2 separate regions of the Homo sapiens genome follow, and region 2 is linked to region 1. A link is an interaction called in ENCODE POLR2A ChIA-PET data of the cell type or tissue named here. Cell type or tissue: OCI-LY7. All regions are shown on one strand. Each heading gives the region's core, and the rest is flanking DNA. Links, peaks and the distances in the headings are about the cores only.

What was found. ChIA-PET counts read pairs that join two places held together with the same protein. Peaks named below come from ENCODE experiments on the same cell type or tissue, not always from the same donor. Only the 100,000 strongest peaks of a DNase experiment are listed, where the experiment ranks them.
Region 2: POLR2A ChIA-PET joins it to region 1 with 5 read pairs; 13 of 35 experiments call an interaction of 5 or more read pairs at or near these places.

What each region holds. Positions count from the first base shown.
Region 1 is chr10:74,210,536-74,221,468 of GRCh38, forward strand. The region is part of intron 2 of ADK (adenosine kinase); the gene reads left to right. Among named protein-coding and RNA genes, the nearest start is that of ADK, 65 kb to the left of the region's middle. In OCI-LY7, for the core only: no CTCF peak of the experiment used is centred there; no DNase peak of the experiment used is centred there.
Region 2 is chr10:74,154,509-74,162,475 of GRCh38, forward strand. The region is part of intron 1 of ADK (adenosine kinase); the gene reads left to right. Among named protein-coding and RNA genes, the nearest start is that of ADK, 7.3 kb to the left of the region's middle. In OCI-LY7, for the core only: no CTCF peak of the experiment used is centred there; a DNase peak (open chromatin) is centred at 2,573.

The sequences.
Region 1 (10,933 bases), core at 3,550-8,549:
GTGCCAGCTACTTGGGAGGCTTTAGCTGTAGTGCATCATGATTATGCCTGTGAATAGCCACTGCACTCCATCCTAGGCAATATAGTGAGACCCTGTCTCTAAAAATTAAAAAAAGGAAAATGCTCAAAGTAATTGGCCATAAATTTTAGTGCTGATTATTCAGTGCCAATAATTTACAACTGAATTATTTCTATAAATAAAAATTTATTTCTTCTACAAATGGGTGTATGTTAGCTTTGAAAGTGAAAAAAATATTTAGTGTCAAGTGAGACTGCATGTGTTAGGTTAAAAGCTAGACATTTAATTGTTTTGCTTTAAAATGAATTGTAAACTGCTCTGACACTTTTGTAGTTAATTTTTTTTTTCTTTGAGATGAAGTTTCACTGTCGCTCAGGCTGGAGTGCAGTGGCATGATCTCAGCTCACTGCAACCTCTGCCTCCCGGGTTCAAGCTATTCTTATGCCTCAGTCTCCTGAGTAGCTGAGATTACAGGCATGTGCCACCATGCCTGGCTAATTTTTGTATTTTTAATACAGACGGGGTTTCACCATGTTGACCAGGCTGGTCTTTAACTCCTGACCTCAAGTGATCCACCCACCTCAGCCTCCCAAAGTGCTGGGATTACAGGTGTGAGCTACCGTGCCCGGTCTTTTAATTAATTCTTTATAAAGCTATTGCCATATTTTTTTCTACAGCTTTCAACATTATGTTTTGTATATTTAGGTCTTTAATTGACCTGAATATTCTGTCTGGGATTTTGTTTAGTATTTATGGATTAATTTGGAAAAAAGAGATCTTTACCAACAAATTTTCTTATCCTTACAAATATTTCTTTCTGTATTTTAGGTATTCTTCTATTATCTTTTAATAACATGTAAAATTTAAATACATTTAATATGGGTTACAAAATGGTTAGGCTGATTTTTTTAAAAAACGTATACATCTTATGGTAGTGATCATTTGCTAAATCTGTTAGATTCAAAAATTCTAAAAGTAAATGCTTTTTAGAAAAAAATTCAGACCATGTAGAAGTCAATAAAGTACAAATGAAATCTGGGGTCAGTATCTTTGCAGCAGTGTGTGCTGTCCACTAGAATGTTTCATGATTATGGAAATGTTGTGTATCTGTGCTATCCAACATGGTAACCACTAGTCACATTTGGCTTTGATCATTTGAAGTGTGGCTAGTGCAACTGATGAATTTCAACATTTTATTTCATGTTAATTAAATTTTAATAGATATAATTAGCATATATGATATTAACCAGTACAGCTTAGGTTTATTGTAAAATTTTACATTTCTTTTTATATGTTTATATTTTTTAAAGGTATCTTCAAAAAAAGTTGTATCTATTGTGTATATGATATATTTTTCTACAACATATTCTAGATTATTGGTGGTGTTTGGAAATGCTTCTTAAGTTTGAATATTTTCTCTTATTTGACTACCTTGTGACCTACATTAACAGATAGTCTTTGGTTATTCTGCTTCTCTCCTTCAAAATTCTAAATTCTTAGAATTTGAAATAAACTGCTATTTGAATCTTTATGTCATTTCACATATTGAGTGATTGGTCCTGAGTTGCTCTGGGGCTTCCTCAAAAAACAACCTAAATTATGGATACTAAATGAACACAGACTACTTTCCTTCATTTTGCCCAAATAGATGCTGTTCTTTGGGTTCTTTGATGTTCAAACTTAACTTTGAATATTGAAGGAAATGGTACTTCTAAGGATAAGTAAACATAGATTCTTTTTTAACAGTTCATTTCACAGCTCAACACACACTTTTTGGAGCATATGTTTTATGGTTACTCTTTTGCCAAATACTGGGAATACAATATTAAATAACTGTTTTGCCTTTAAGCAGCTTGTAATCTAATTGAGGAGACAGATGTGGAAAGAAATCACTTACTTCTTCACAGTGGCATTATAGAATAGAGGTTAAGAGTGTGCTCTGGAGCTGTGTGACCTTGGTTATCTATGGAAGCTCAGTTTCCTTGTGAGTAAAATAAGGTTATTAGGGTTCTTGTGAGGATTGAATGAGATTATTTGAATGTTTGGCATATGTTAGCTAATATTACTGGCTACTGAGCTTGAAATCTCTCGTGCCTCTATTATTGGCAATGGAGAGCACTTGAGAGATTTAAGCAGGCAGATGACATGGTTGGATTCATATTTTAGGATTATGTGAATTGCTTTGTCTGTAGTGGATCAATAGATTTGAGGAGGCTATAGTGATAAACCTGTTGCGAGATGATGACTTGATCACTTTAGTTATGATAGAATGGTTGGGAAGAGAGTGCAGTAATACTTTTCGTGTTATCAAGGTAAGACTTGATTGATTTAATGAAGAGGGTAAAAGGAGTTAGAGATAACATTTGAATTTTTGGTTTTGGTGACTGATGGTGGTATTTACAAATGAGTTAGGGAGTATAGGAGGAGGATATGGAAGAGGGGCTTGAAAGATTGAATTGAGTTTTGTTCAAGCTTGAGATGACTATGATATCCAGGCAGGCATATTCAGGAGACAGTTGGATTTATGTTTTTGGTGGGTAGAAGAGTCATGGCTGGACTCCTTTTGTTTCTGGAGACAGGGTCTTGCTGTGTTGCCCAGTCTGGAGTGCAGTGAGTGGTGCTGTCATGCCTCCCTGTAGCCTCCCAGGCTTAAGCGATTCTCTTACCTCAGCCTCCCGAGTAGCTGGGACTACAGGCATGTGCCCTACCATGCCCAGCTAATTAAAAAAAAATTTGTTTTTTAGAGATGGGTCTCACTATGTTGCCCAGGCTGGTCTTGGAATCCTCTGACCTCATTCTCTCAAAGTGCTGGGATTACACATGTGAGCTACAGTGCCTTGCCTGGACTCTTTAATTGTATTTAATTTTACATAGTTTGACGCAATATTATTCAATAAATGGTAGCTATTACTAGCACTATTTTTATTATTATGTGGCTGGTATTTAAAGCAACCAGTAGATGAAACTTTCTAAAAAAAAAGAAAGAGTAAAAAGTAAAAGGAGTGGGCTGGAAGCTAGAACATTTAATAGATGGATAGATAAAGAATGAGTATAGAATGAGATTAAGAAAAAGCAGAACTAAGACAAGCTCTGATGAAGTATGATGAGTTTATATAAGAATAGTCAATAATACCTGATGCAACAGAGATATCTAGTAAAGTAATGCCTAAAAGGGTCCCCTGTATTTGAATGGGATGTCAGTGGCGCCCTCTGCCAGGCAAATCACAGTGCAAATATGGAGACAGAAGCCAGAAATAAAATGTATTAGCAAATAAATGGGAGGTTGATATAACATGGGCCGGTTTTGCTGATGTGACCCAAGAGCTAAGCAGTGATATCAATATCTTCCAATTCCAAATTTTAAAATGTCCTTTAATAAAATATGTGGCTAGTCATTTTGAACAATTATCAGTAAAATTTTTAAAATAAAAAGCATAAGAAAAATTAAGAATACAAAGAGTATAGTTCTATTTTAGGTATTTAGGTTTAAATCTAGTTTAATTCTTTCAGCTTTCTCTAATTGAGTTTTAATCCTCGTTTACTTTGCTAATGAGATTTAAAAATATTATTTTCATAAACCTTGTAACTTTTTGCTTTTTTATTCTAACCCTGTGATTTACTCTTAATCTATTTCTTTATAAGCTTCTTAAATTTCAGTCCAGCTTTAGTCTCAAACATTGTTGTAGTGATTAATGGTTTTGCCCCCCCATTTTCTTCCTTTGTAATATATTTTAATCAACTTTTTTTTAAATTGGAAGAGCCAATTAAATATGTTGTTTAAAATCTTGCCATATCCACACTGTCTACCTGATTGGTTTTGCCAATTCTGTAAAACTTTACTTGATACTGTTGGGATTCTTTGGACTATGTGGCAATATTTGTAGATTTATAGAAATTTTACTGATTTAATTCTTGGAAGGCAATTTTAGTTCCAAGTATTTATAGAATATTTTATTGTCATCTGCTATGTACCAAGTCTTAACTTGACATTAACTGTGCAACATTAGGCATGGCACCTCTCTTATGACTGTCCTATTTCAGAACTTCACAGTCTGTTCCTGCGCCTTTCAAGGCACTAAGCTCTGTGCTATGCTGATCTTCAGAGGAGGAGCACATTTGAATAAAAAGTGTTTGTTTCAGTCTCATTAAAAGGCTCTTATAAAAGTTATGAACATTTAAAAGTGCCCTTTCCTCCCTTTTTGAGCTAATTGAATTCTTCATTTTATAGGGGTAGAAGATTCCAGGAAGAGGGGGCAGGGATGAGTATTTATCATAATTGTTAAATAATGCGCTGGACACTTTTTGTGTAATGTTATTTGATCTGGATAGCAACCCTGTGACATAGGCAGGTTTATCCTCATTAGAGAAATTAAGTGGCTTGCCCAGTTCAGAAAACAAGTTAATGTCAGAATCAGGATGATATTGCAGGTTTTTTGATTTGTATCTAGTGATTTTTTTCACTCAGTTGTTCTCTTTGTAGGGGCTAGAGGCAGAATAAAGAGGCCCCTTCCCTGTGCTCCCTCTTGCTTCCCCGTCTTCTATTCTTTGGAGTGTATGTCATTTTTCTCCAGTAATTTAGGGCAGAAAAAAATGTTGAGGACTACCACTGTACCATTTTGTTGTCTCTGATTTTTAGGAACTATGTTCATGGTAAGAATTGATTATAAAAGAATACCTATCTATGCCATTAGAAAACAAAACATCCAAAATATAGGCTGTGCTTTGCATCATTCTATGAAAGCCATGGTGGGAAGTTGGGTTATAGCTTTCTACTAAGTTGAAAGTAGGCTCTGTCGCCTAGGTTGGAGTGCAGTGGCACAATCTTGGCTCACTTACAACCTCCATCTCCCAGGTTCAAGTGATTCTCCTGCCTCAGCCTCCCCAGTAGCTGGGACCACAGGCGCCTGCCACCACGCCTGGCTAATTTTTGTATTTTTAGTAGAGATGGGGTTTTGCTGATGGGGTTTCGCTGTGTTGGCCAGGCTGGTCTCAAACTCCTGACCTCAAGTGATCTGCCTGCCTTGGCCTCCCAAAGTGCTGGGATTATAAGCATGAGCCACTGCGCCCAGCTAATGATTTTTAATAACTTTATATAATACTGATAAATCACTCTTTTTTTTTTTTTTTTTTAAGACAGAGTCTTGCTCTGTCACCCAGGCTAGAGTGCAGTGGCTCGATCTCGGCTCACTGCAAGCTCTGCCTCCTGGGTTCACCCCATTCTCCTGCCTCAGCCTCCCAAGCAGCTGGGACTACAATGCCTGGCTAATTTTTTTGTATTTTTTTTAGTAGAGACGGGGTTTCACCATGTTAACCAGGATGGTCTCGATCTCCTGACCTTGTGATCCGCCCGTCTCGGCCTCCCAAAGTGCTGGGATTACAGGCGTGAGCCACCGCGCCTGGCCTAAATCACTCTTTTTAGTGGACTCTAAATACCACTGTGATTTGATACCCCTTTTATTCATTTATAAAAATACATAAACAGCTTCCTTTTTTGATGTTTAAAAATTTTATAGTCCTTTCTGTCTTGAATTTGCATTTCTGTTATACTTTTCACACCAGATTCTATTCTTATATGATGTATTTTATGCATAAGTTATATTTTGCCTGTAACATGCATACATTATGAAGGTAGTATATTTTTATGCATTACAGTCTTTCATGCATATTGATTACCCTATTATATGTCTTTGCAGCCAGCCAAAATGTGTAAATTTTAAAATATCTCTTAGTCATTAAATTGTAATTAGCACACGGTAAAATAACAAATGTATTAAAATGTTGCTAAATTATTTTTTATTTATTAAAAAAATTTTTTTTCTCCTTCTCTGCCTTCAAAATGTTGCTTCTCTGCCTTCAAAATGTTGGTACATTATTAAACAGAAGAAAATAGGCCAGGTGCAGTGGCTCGCACCTGTAATCCTAGTACTTTGGGAGGACAAGGTGGGCGGATCACTTGAGGTGAGGAGTTGGTGACCAGCCTGGCCAACGTGGTGAAACTTCGTTTCTACTTAAAATACGAAAATTAGCCGGGCGTGGGGGTGCATGCCTGTAGTCCCAGCTATTTTGGGGACTGAGGCACGAGAATTGCTTGAACCCAGCAGGCAGAGGTTGCGGTGAGCCACAATCATGCCACTGTACTTCAGCCTGGGTGACAGAGTGAAACTCTGTCTCAAAAAAAAAAATAAAAAAAAAAAAGTTTCACAGACAAAATATGAATCATTCCTTGTTTAACACTTAAAAGGTTTTTATACTCAGGCAATAGAATAGTGTATAGTTTCATTCACAATAGGTGAGGAGTATGTCATCCTTTTTATATTAATAAAAAGTGAGAGGAGCCCAGATGGCCGAATAGGAACAGCTCCGGTCTACAGCTCCCAGCGTGAGCGATGCAGAAGACGGGTGATTTCTGCATTTCCATCTGAGGTACTGGGTTCATCTCACTAGAGAGTGCCAGACAGTGGGCGCAGGTCAGTGCGTGCAGCGCACCGTGCATGAGCCGAAGCAGGGCGAGGCATTGCCTCACTCGGGAAGCACAAGGGGTCAGGGAGTTCCCTTTCCTAGTCAAAGAAAGGGGTGACAGATGGCACCTGGAAAATCGGGTCATTCCCACCCGAATACTGCACTTTTCCGACGGGCTTAAAAAACGGCACACCAGGAGATTATATCCTGCACCTGGCTCGGAGGGTCCTACGCCCACGGAGTCTTGCTGATTGCTAGCACAGCAGTCTCAGATCAAACTGCAAGGCGGCAGCGAGGCTGGGAGAGGGGCGCCCGCCATTGCCCAGGCTTGCTTAGCTAAACAAAGCAGCCGGGAAGCTCCAACTGGGTGGAGCCCACCACAGCTCAAGGAGGCCTTCCTGCCTCTGTAGGTTGCACCTCTGGGGGCAGGGCACAGACAAACAAAAAGACAGCAGTAACCTCTGCAGACTTATATGTCCCTGTCTGACAGCTTTGAAGAGAGCAGTGGTTCTCCCAGCACGCAGCTGGAGATCTGAGAACGGGCAGACTGCCTCCTCAAGTGGGTCCCTGACCCCTGACCCCTGAGCAGCCTAACTGGGAGGCACCCCCCAGTAGGAGCAGACTGACAACTCACATGGCCGGGTACTCCTCTGAGACAAAACTTCCAGAGGAACGATCAGACAGCAGCATTCGCGGTTCACGAAAAACCACTGTTCTGCAGCCACCGCTGCTGATACCCAGGCAAACAGGGTCTGGAGTGGACCTCTAGCAAACTCCAACAGACCTGCAGCTGAGGGTCCTGTCTGTTAGAAGGAAAACTAACAAACAGAAAGGACATCCACACCAAAAACCCATCTGTACATCACCATCATCAAAGACCAAAAGTAGATAAAACCACAAAGATGGGGAAAAAACAGAGCAGAAAAACTGGAAACTCTAAAAAGCAGAGCACCTCTCCTCCTCCAAAGGATCGCAGTTCCTCACCAGCAATGGAACAAAGCTGGACGGAGAATGACTTTGACGAGTTGAAAGAAGAAGGCTTCAGACGATCAAACTACGAGCTACGGGAGGAAATTCAAACCAAAGGCAAAGAAGTTAAAAACTTTGAAAAAAATTTAAACGAATGTATAACTAGAATAACCAATACAGAGAAGTGCTTAAAGGAGCTGATGGAGCTGAAAGCCAAGGCCCGAGAACTACGTGAAGAATGCAGAAGCCTCAGGAGCCGATGTGATCAACTGGAAGAAAGGGTATCAGCAATGGAAGATGAAATGAGTGAAATGAAGCGAGAAGGGAAGTTTAGAGAAAAAAGAATAAAAAGAAACAATCAAAGCTTCCAAGAAATATGGGACTATGTGAAAAGACCAAATCTACGTCTGATTGGTGTACCTGAAAGTGACGGGGAGAATGGAACCAAGTTGGAAAACACTCTGCAGGATATTATCCAGGAGAACTTCTGCAATCTAGCAAGGCAGCCAACATTCAGATTCAGGAAATACAGAGAACGCCACAAAGATACTCCTTGAGAAGACCAACACCAAGACACATAATTGTCAGATTCACCAAAGTTGAAATGAAGGAAAAAATGTTAAGGGCAGCCAGAGAGAAAGGTCGGGTTACCCACAAAGGGAAGCCCATCAGACTAACAGCGGATCTCTCGGCAAAAACTCTACAAGCCAGAAGAGAGTGGGGGCCAATATTCAACATTCTTAAAGAAAAGAATTTTCAACACAGAATTTCATATCCAGCCGAACTAAGCTTCATAAGTGAAGGAGAAATAAAATACTTTACAGACAAGCAAATGCTAAGAGATTTTGTCACCACCAGGCCTGCCCTAAAAGAGCTCCTGAAGGAAGCACTAAACAAGGAAAGGAACAACCGGTACCAGCTGCTGCAAAATCATGCCAAAATGTAAAGACCATCAAGACTAGGAAGAAACTGCATCAACTAACGAGCAAAATAACCAGCTAACATCATAATGACAGGTTCAAATTCACACATAACAATATTAACTTTAAATGTAAATGGACTAAATGCTCCAATTAAAAGACACAGACTGGCAAATTGGATAAAGAGTCAAGACCCATCAGTGTGTTGTATTCAGGAAACTCATCTCACATGCAGAGACACACATAGGCTCAAAATAAAAGGATGGAGGAAGATCTACCAAGCGAATGGAAAACAAAAAAAGGCAGGGCTTGCAATCCTAGTCTCTGATAAAACAGACTTTAAACCAACAAAGATCAAAAGAGACAAAGAAGGCCATTACATAATGGTAAAGGGATCAATTCAACAAGAAGAGCTAACTATCCTAAATATATATGCACCCAATACAGAAGCACCCAGATTCATAAAGCAAGTCCTGAGTGACCTACAAAGAGACTTAGACTCCCACACATTAATAATGGGAGACTTTAACACCCCACTATCAACATTAGACAGATCAATGAGACAGAAAGTCAACAAGGATACCCAGGAATTGAACTCAGCTCTGCACCAAGCAGACCTAATAGACATCTACAGAACTCTCCACCGCAAATCAATAGAATATACATTTTTTTCAGCACCACACCACACCTATTCCAAAATTGAACACATAGTTGGAAGTAAAGCTCTCCTCAGCAAATGTAAAAGAACAGAAATTATAACAAACTGTCTCTCAGACCACAGTGCAATCAAACTAGAACTCAGGATTAAGAAACTCACTCAAAACCGCTCAACTACATGGAAACTGAACAACCTGCTCCTGAATGACTACTGGGTACATAACGAAATGAAGGCAGAAATAAAGATGTTCTTTGAAACCAACGAGAACAAAGACACAACATACCAGAATCTCTGGGACACATTCAAAATAGTGTGTAGAGGGAAATTTATAGCACTAAATGCCCACAAGAGAAAGCAGGAAAGATCCAAAATTTACACCCTAACATCACAATTAAAAGAACTAGAAAAGCAAGAGCAAACACATTCAAAAGCTAGCAGAAGGCAAGAAATAACTAAAATCAGAGCAGAACTGAAGGAAATAGAGACACAAAAAACCGTTCAAAAAATTAATGAATCCAGGAGCTGGTTTTTTGAAAGGATCAACAAAATTGATAGACCACTAGCAAGACTAATAAAGAAAAAAAGAAAGAAGAATCAAATAGACGCAATAAAAAATGATAAAGGGGATATCACCACTGATCCCACAGAAATACAAACTACCATCAGAGAATACTACAAATACCTCTACGCAAATAAAGTAGAAAATCTAGAAGAAATGGATAAATTCCTTGATACATACACCCTCCCAAGACTAAACCAGGAAGAAGTTGAATCTCTGAACAGACCAATAACAGGCTCTGAAATTGTGGCAATAATCAATAGCTTACCAACCAAAAAGAGTCCAGGACCAGATGGATTCACAGCCGAATTCTACCAGAGGTACAAGGAGGAACTGGTACCATTCCTTCTGAAACTATTCCAATCAATAGAAAAAGAGGGAATCCTCCCTAACTCATTTTATGAGGCCAGCATCATCCTGATACCAAAGCCTGGCAGAGACACAACCAAAAAAGAGAATTTTAGACCAATACCCTTGATGAACATTAATGCAAAAATCCTCAATAAAATACTGGCAAACCGAATCCAGCAGCACATCAAAAAGCTTATCCACCATGATCAAGTGGGCTTCATCCCTGGATGCAAGGCTGGTTCAACATACGCAAATCAATAAATGTAATCCAGCATATAAACAGAACCAAAAACAAAAACCACATGATTATCTCAGTAGATGCAGAAAAGGCCTTTAACAAAATTTAACAACCCTTCATGCTAAAAATTCTCAATAAATTAGGTATTGATGGGACATATCTCAAAATAATAAGAGCTATCTATGACAAACCCATAGCCAGTATCATACTGAATGGGCAAAAACTGGAAGCATTCCCTTTGAAAACTGGCACAAGACAGGGATGCCCTCTCTCACCACTCCTATTCAACATAGTGTTGGAAGTTCTGGCCAGGGCAATCAGGCAGGAGAAGGAAATAAAGGGTATTCAATTAGGAAAAGAGGAAGTCAAATTGTCCCTGTTTGCAGACGACATGATTGTATATCTAGAAAACCCCATTGTCTCAGCCCAAAATCTCCTTAAGCTGATAAGCAACTTCAGCAAAGTCTCAGGATACAAAATCAATGTACAAAAATCACAAGCATTTTTATACACCAATAACAGACAAACAGAGAGCCAAATCATGAGTGAACTCCCATTCACAATTGCTTCAAAGAGAATAAAATACCTAGGAATCCACCTTACAAGGGATGTGAAGGACCTCTTCAAGGAGAACTACAAACCACTGCTCAATGAAATAAAAGAGGATACAAACAAATGGAAGAACATTCCATGCTCATGGGTAGGAAGAATCAATATCGTGAAAATGGCCATACTGCCCAAGGTAATTTAGAGATTTAATG
Region 2 (7,967 bases), core at 1-5,000, 60 kb before region 1:
TCCACCTGCCTCAGCCTCCCAAAGTGTTGGGATTACAGGTGTGAGCCACCGTGCCCTGCCTTCCCAGACCTTAATTTTTACTGTCTGCTGAGTATGTGCTTCTGAGTGACTTTCTGACATTTCGAAGTCATATATACCAAACTAAATTATCTGTTATCCTGAATCTGTGCATTTTTCCATATTTCCTGCATCTGTTAATGGCACCAGTAACCTCCTTTACTCCAAAGTTTGAGACCTAGATATTTGATTCATTTTACATCCACATTATAATGTCTTTCCTTTTCCATTCCTGCTGCCACACCTTACGTTTAGACTTTATCTTTTGCTTAGATTTTGTTTTGACTTCCTAAGCAGTCTCTTTACCTTCAGCCTCAAGTTCTGCCTACTTTTCTTTAGGCACAGCTCTACTTATTCATCACGGCAAATATTTGTAAACTCTGAAGTTGATGTTAGGAAACGTTGAATCCTGAAAGCCCATATCATTACTCCATCTGACATTAGCAATTAAGGATTATTAAGGATCATGACTTTTAATAGTACTAAAAAGGAAACAAACTACAGTTCTCTAATCAGCAAATGCTGAGCTTTTCTCAAATATTGCTTCCTAACTGTTTCACTTCCATGGACCCCTTTTATTATTTTCCTCTATCTCCTACCTCACTATGGACCCTGTGTTCTAAAATTAAACCTAGGAGCTGGGCATGGTGGCTCACACCTACATTCCAGCACTTTGGGAGGCCAAGGTGGGAGGTTTGCTTGAACCCAGAAGTTCGAGACCAGTCTGGGCAACAAAATGAGACCCTCGAATCTTTAAAAAAAACGAAACAAAAACTAGCTGGACATGGTGGCATAAGCCTGTGGTCCCAGCTACACAGGAGGCTGAGGCAGGAGGATTCCTTGGCTTCCCAAAGTGCTGGGATTACACGTGTGAGCCACCAAGCCTGGCCTTAATTAATGTTTGTTGCATAGAGTGGCACTGATAACTTTCATTTTTCTAGACCCTATATATATATTTTTTTGTTTGTTTGTTTTTGTTTTTGAGACAGAGTCTCGCTCTGTCGCCCAGGCTGGAGTGCAGTGGCACAGTCTCGGCTCACTGCAAGCTCCGCTTCCCGGGTTCATGCCATTCTCCTGCCTCAGCCTCTGAGTAGCTGGGACTACAGGCGCCTGCCATCACGCCCGGCCAATTTTTTGTATTTTTAATAGAGACGGGGTTTAGTAGAGACGTGTTAGCCGGGATGGTCTTGATCGCCTGACCTCGTGATCCACCCGCCTCAGCCTCCCAAAGTGCTGGATTACAGGGGTGAGCCACCGTGCCCGGCGACCCTATACTTTTAATAATGCAGCCTAAAATTGAGCTTTGCTACTATTTTCTTTTTTCATCATGATAATCTACTATTGAAAGAGTTTGGTTATTTTTGGATGATATTGCATGCCTTTTACTTATATTCGCAAATTTAATCCTTTAAGATTAAGGCTTTGGGCTATGAAGGAATGGAAAACAAAAGTCCCCTAATGCACTTAGTATGAATGCCTTAATAAGATCCTTTCCTGGGCAATATATACTAGTGCAGCGTGAGGGTGGTAGAGAGAGCCAGAGGAAAGCTTGCATGGATGGTTCTGGGTATCCAGGGACAAGCATGGAAGTGCTTGAAACTCAGGGAAAGTGGGAAGGGCCTTAGGAAAACAAGGGGCATTGAAGACTATGTTTCTTATTTTGGGTACAGGCCTAGACTGAATATTCAGCCTCAAATAAAACATGAGGCTGATGTGCTGCTTTTTTTTACCTGGAATATGTCTTTGCTTTACTTCCATCAATTAAAATCCTGGCCACATGGTGTGGCTCATGCCTGTAATCCCAGCACTTTGGGAGGCCAAGGTGGGAGGATTGCTTGAGGCCAGGAGTTCTAGACTGGCCTGGGCAACATAGTGAGACCCTAGCTCTACAAAAATAAACTTAGCCAGGCATGGCAGCAGGTTCCTGTTGTCCCAACCACTCTGGAAGCTGAGGCACTGGCACTACTACATTCCAGCCTGGGTAACAGCAAGACTCTGTCTCAAAAAAAGAAAACAAAATATCTTTCCTGTGTCCAAAGTGTTTACAGTTAGGTGGGGGAAAAAAAGTATCAAAATTTTAAAGAGCATTCTGGTCAGAATGGATCCCAGTAGAGCAGTGGTTAAGAGCATGGTCTCTGGCATCAGCTATCTGGTTTGACCCTTGATCCTTATTAGCTAGTGATCTCGGGAAGATTGGCTACTTGCCCCATACCTCTTTTCTCACCTGTAAAATGGGTATAGTAATAGTACGAACCTCATAAGGATGTTGAGAGGGAAACGCAGCAATTAAAAATTTAAAAAGGAAAGGAAAAGATATAGATATACTCAAGAACAAGATAAACATCTCCAGGGACCAAGAACAGAAAAGAAACATGCAGTTAGACTCTGGGTTCAGGAGCTAGTAGAAATAACATGTAGGGGACCTAGGGTCAGATGCTCTGTATGAAACTGAAGCTGGGCTGAGACTGGATGAAAGAGGGCTGAAAACATCTGCTCTTGGCTGTTGCTTTAAAAAGCTGTGGACCTGGAGTGAAGATGCAGAAGTGGCTGAGCTGCCAGATGGCTCAGAGTCAGGAACTGTGGTTTCCCCACTATCAGCTAGTACAAGAGCACCAAGCTTGGAGGTCGTGGACTCTGGAAGAGGGGTGGCCTATCACAGAACCCCTGGGAAAAGAGGGAATGTCTGAGCCTATAAACACACGAGGAAGACCATTACTTAGAAAATTAACACAGTTACCAAGAGATAAATTCACAAAAAATCTGATGGAAATATGGGTAATTTCAAAACAATTGTAAGTATTTTAAAGATCCTTAAAAAAGATAAAAGAAATAATGGTCATAAAAAAACATGAATCAAAAATAGGTAGATATGAAATAGATGGCTATATTAAAGAAAAAATGGAATTATTGAAATTAAAAAAAAAATAGGTCAGTTGAACTCTAGACCAGACAAATTTGAAGGGAAAATTAATGAATTGGAAGAAAGTACCCAGATGTATCACAGAGAAATAAATAGGAATTAACAAATATGAGCTGGGCGTGATGGCTCATGCCGGTAATTCCAGTACTTTGGGAGGCCAAGGCGGGCAGATCACCTGAGGTTGGGAATTTGAGACCAGCCTGACCAACATGGAGAAACTCCATCTTTACTAAAAAAAAAAAAAAAAAAATACAAAATTAGCTGGATGTGGTGGTCCATGCCTATAATCCCAGCTACTCAGGAGGCTGAGGCAGGAGAATCTCTTGAACCCGGGAAGTGGAGGTTGGGGTGAGCCGAGATCGTGCCATTGCACTCCAGCCTGGGCAACAGCGCAACTCCATAAATTGAGAGGCACCAACTTACATCTAACTGGGAGTTCCAAAAAGAGGAAATAATGTGAATGGTGGAGAAGCCAGGTTGGAAGAGCTGATGGCTGAGAATTTACCAAAATTTAAGAAAGACCAGTTCTCAGCTTGAAAGGGCATTATATGTATCTAGTAAGATGGAAACAAAAATATAAACTAAAACTTCAGAGATTTTCTTGCTAATTATATTAATGTATCTATTATAGAAAGACTGAAAATTTAGACACTCCAAATTTAATAGTGGGCATCTTTAGGTGGAAGAATTATGAGGTTTAAAAAAAAACTTGTATTTTCCAATGTTTCTACACTGAACATATTAGGAATCTTGCTTTTAAGTTGGAGAGACTTGAAGTACACTGAATATATAAGTGGCCAAGTGCTGTGTGGCTAAATATTATCTTTACAGAATGGACCTCTGGGATACCAAATACCTCTGAAACTTGGTAACATAATTATTATGACTTTATTGTAGGCTATAATCTTTTAAGCTATATTTCTGAAATCCCAAAGCTCTGGAAGCTGGAAGTTTTTTAAAAAGTTTGAGATGAATTAATTTGGCAGCAAAATTTGAACTGATGTAAAGGTGTCAGTAGTATTTATTTGTCTGACACAAATGTATATGCTTTGCTATGGAAATATTAGGCTGTTAATGACATGCCACATGAATTCCTCCTGGGTGTTCTACAAAATATATAGTGCAGTGTTACCTTCCTAAAATCCATAAAATTCTGAATTCCAAAACATACCCTGCCCCAAGGATTTAAGAAAGGGTTTGTGGACTTTTATTACTTATTTATAGTTTACTTTTAAAAGTTGGCTACTGTGCAGGAACAATAATTTCTCATCAGAGTTAGTTCCTAGATTTTTTTCTCTAGTCACTGTTCTGCACTTCTATGATACTAAGTAGATGCTCATTTCAAAGATACTTTTTGGCTAGCTCTACTGTAATACCAGTACAGTTGATGTCACTGAGTTATTAGGCTTTTCTTCCTCTCCAGTAGTAACTGAAAAGACAGACTTCTCTTCAACTTTTGGACTTGAAGATTTGGAAGGCTGTTTTACAAAATGGTCTCCCAAACTGAAGTTTCACATACTGCTTGAAGAAGATACATTCTGATGATTTATCAAAGCAGATTTAGAGTTTTTGCTCTCATTTATGTGTATTATTTCTGATGTTGTTTGTACTTTTGGCTTCGTACCATTTCTTTAAAAATTTGGTTCATACACTTCAGATCTAGAAGCAATGTGATTAGCCTTTGATATAAGAACATCTGAGTTTCTATTTGCATTTTTACTTTCATTGCATGCATGCTGACTTTAGTATTTTCTTTACAATTTAGAAGATATATATGTATAGCAATTATGTAAGAAATTCTTGCCTTCTGTAGGCACAACAGTTTGGTTACTGTATTAACATGGTCTTAACCATTTTGTCAGCAAGCCACATTTGGTTAGTAGTGAGTCCTGCTATTTTACTATGTTACCTGCAAACAGGATTGCAGATGTGAAGGTAGCCTGTGTGATCATTGGTCACTCACTGAATTAGGGATTATCAGAAATTATATTGAAGTGGTCACTTGGCTACTTGCCTTCTACATGCTTAGGCTAGACTTTGGTTCATACTTAGAACCATTTTGAAATCTCTGAAAGACTCAGTTGACTCAACCTAACTGGAAAGTCCATCTAATTTTTTTTTTTTTGAGATGGAGTCTTGATCTGTCACCCAGGCTGGAGTGCGGTGGCACGATCTCAGCTCACTGCAACCTCCGCCTCCTGGGTTCAAGCAACTCTCCTGCCTCAGCCTCCCGAGCAGCTGGGATTACAGGCATGCACCACCATGCCCAGCTACTTTTTGTATTTTTAGTAGAGACAGGGTTTCACAATGTTGGCCAGGCTGGTCTCAAATGCCTGACCTCAGGTGATCCACCTGCCTTGGCCTCCCAACGTGCTGGGATTACAGGTGTGAGCCACAGCACCTGGCCTAAAGTCCATCTAAATATGACTCAATCTAGGAGTTCACCGCTTGTCTCTGTTGTCCTTTAGATTCAATTTATCTCTCACGTAGGCCATTTCAGTGTAACAAGATGGCAGTTCTCAACTCCAAGCCAAAATCTCATGAGTCCAAAGGAAGAGAGTTTTTCTATATGCTTGTATCAGTTTTGAGAGAAATTTGGTTCTGCCTGTGTTACACACTACCTTGAACCAGTTGAGGTAGGAGGTGGGGCTCAGACACTGGACCAAATTGAGGACTAGCTAAAACAGGGACAGAGTGGAATCAGCTTTCCGTAAGTCACACCTACTAATGTGCCATGTCAGTTTCCCATTGCCACGGCAACACCCAGAAGTTAGCGTCCCTTTTCATGACAGTGTCCTGGAAGTTACCACCCTTTTCCTAGAAATTTCTGCATAATCTGCCTCTTAATTTGTATATAATTAAAATTGGGTATAAATATGACCACAGAACTGCTTCTGAGCTGCTACTCTGGGCATACTGCCTATGGGGTAGCCCTGCTCTGCAAGGGGCAGTACCTCTGCCGATGCTTTACACTGCTGCTTCAATAAAAGTTGCTGACACACCACTGGCTGACCCTTGAATTTTTTCCTGGATGAAGCCAAGCACCGTCCTGGGCTAAGCCCCAGTTCTGGGGCTTACCTGCCCTGCATTACAATCACTGTATCAGAGGTGGAGATTTGGGCTGGCCTTGGATACATTCTCACTGTCTGCCCGTCTGTTGTGTGCGTGCATGCAGGTAGGGGTGTGTGCGTGCATGCAGGTAGGGGTGTGTGTGTGTGTGTGTGTGTGTGTGTATGTGTGTGTGTAGGTAGTACTAGGTATATGGGGAGCCAGTGAGTGTAGGCATTGTTCGTATATGGGGGGAAATGGATGGGTGTTGATGGGTACACTGTAATCAACAACTCCGACAGGACCTTGTAGAGTAAGGGAGGTAGTGTCATTCCCTCAGCAAGAGAAAAATCCATTTTAGCATGTACAATATTTATTAAAACAACCTTCCTCTTCTCCCCTTCCAAAAAACCCGACAACCTCAGTCTTCAAGGTCTAGCCAAATTCTCTCTTCTCTATAAAACTTTTCTACTCACCAAACCTAGAAATGGTTTCTCCTTTGACTGTTTGTACTTTATACTTTGCGTTATTGCAATGTACAGTATGTGCATGTTTTATCTCACCTATTGCTACTTGAAGTTGGGAAACTAGTTGAATAACTCTTAGTGCCTCATAACTGATCACTTCATTGCAATATAACAGGCTCTGAATTTCTGTTGAATCAAGGAATTCCTATTTATTTTTTTGAGATGAAGTCTCGCTCTGCTGCCCAGACTGGAGTTCAGTGGCATGATCTCGGCTCACTGCAACATTCACCTCTCAGGTTCAAGCAATTCTCCTGCCTCAGCCTCCCGAGTAGCTGGGACTACAAGTGCACACCACCACACCTGGCTAAATTTGTGTATGTGTGTGTTTTTAGTACAGACGGGGTTTCACTGTGTTAGCCAGTATGGTCTCGATCTCCTGATCTCGTGATCTACCTGCCTCAACCTCCCAAAGTGCTGGGATTACAGGCATGAGTCACCGCGCCTGGCCTATTTATTTTAAAATTTTAATTAATTTTTTTTTTGTTTTTAGAGACAGGGTTTCACTATGTTGCCCATGCTGGTCTTGCCTATGCCTGTCTTGAACTCCTGGCCTCAAGTGATCTTCCCTCTCAGCCTCCCAAAGTGCTGGGATTACAGGTGTGAGCAACCATTCCTGGCAGAATCAGGGAATTCTTAACACTTTTTTTTTTTGTTTTTTTTGAGATGAGGGGGTCTTGCTGTGTTGCCTAGGCTGGAGTGCAGTGGTACAATCATGGCTCACTGCAGCTTTGACCTCCCAGGCTCAAGCGATCCTCCTATCTCAGCCTCCAGAGTAGCTGGAACTACAGGGATGCACCACTGTGCCCAGCTAATTAAAGAAAAAATTTTCTTTTGTAGAAACAGGGTCTCACTCTATTGCCCAGGCTGGTCTTGAACTCAAGCAGTCCTCCTGCCTCGGCCTCCTAAAGTGCTAGGATTACAAGCCTGAGCTGCATGCCTGGCCTCTTAACCCTTTAAAGATTTTTTTGTTTGTTTTTTAGACAGAGTTTCACTCTTGTTGACCAGGCTGGAGTGTAGTGGCACGATCTTGGCTCACTGCAACCCCCGCCTTCTGGTTTCAAGCGATTCTCCTGCCTCAGCCTCCCAAGTACCTGGGGTTACAGGTGCCCGCCACCACACCTGGCTAAATTTTGTATTTTTAGTAGAGACAGGGTTTCACCATGTTGGCCAGGCTGGTCTCGAACTCCAGACCTTGTGATCCGCCCACCTTGGCCTCCCAAAGTGCTGGGATTACAGGCGTGAGCCACTGGGCTCGGCTGCTTGTAGCATTTAATGGTGCAAAATGGATTCATGTGTTGTCTATAAATTCTTACCAATAATGGGAGTTGATGGAGAGAACTATTACCTGAAAATACTTCACGATTCTTTGGCCTTTCATTTTTTTGTTAAATGGAGTGAGCTTGTGTGCAAAATCA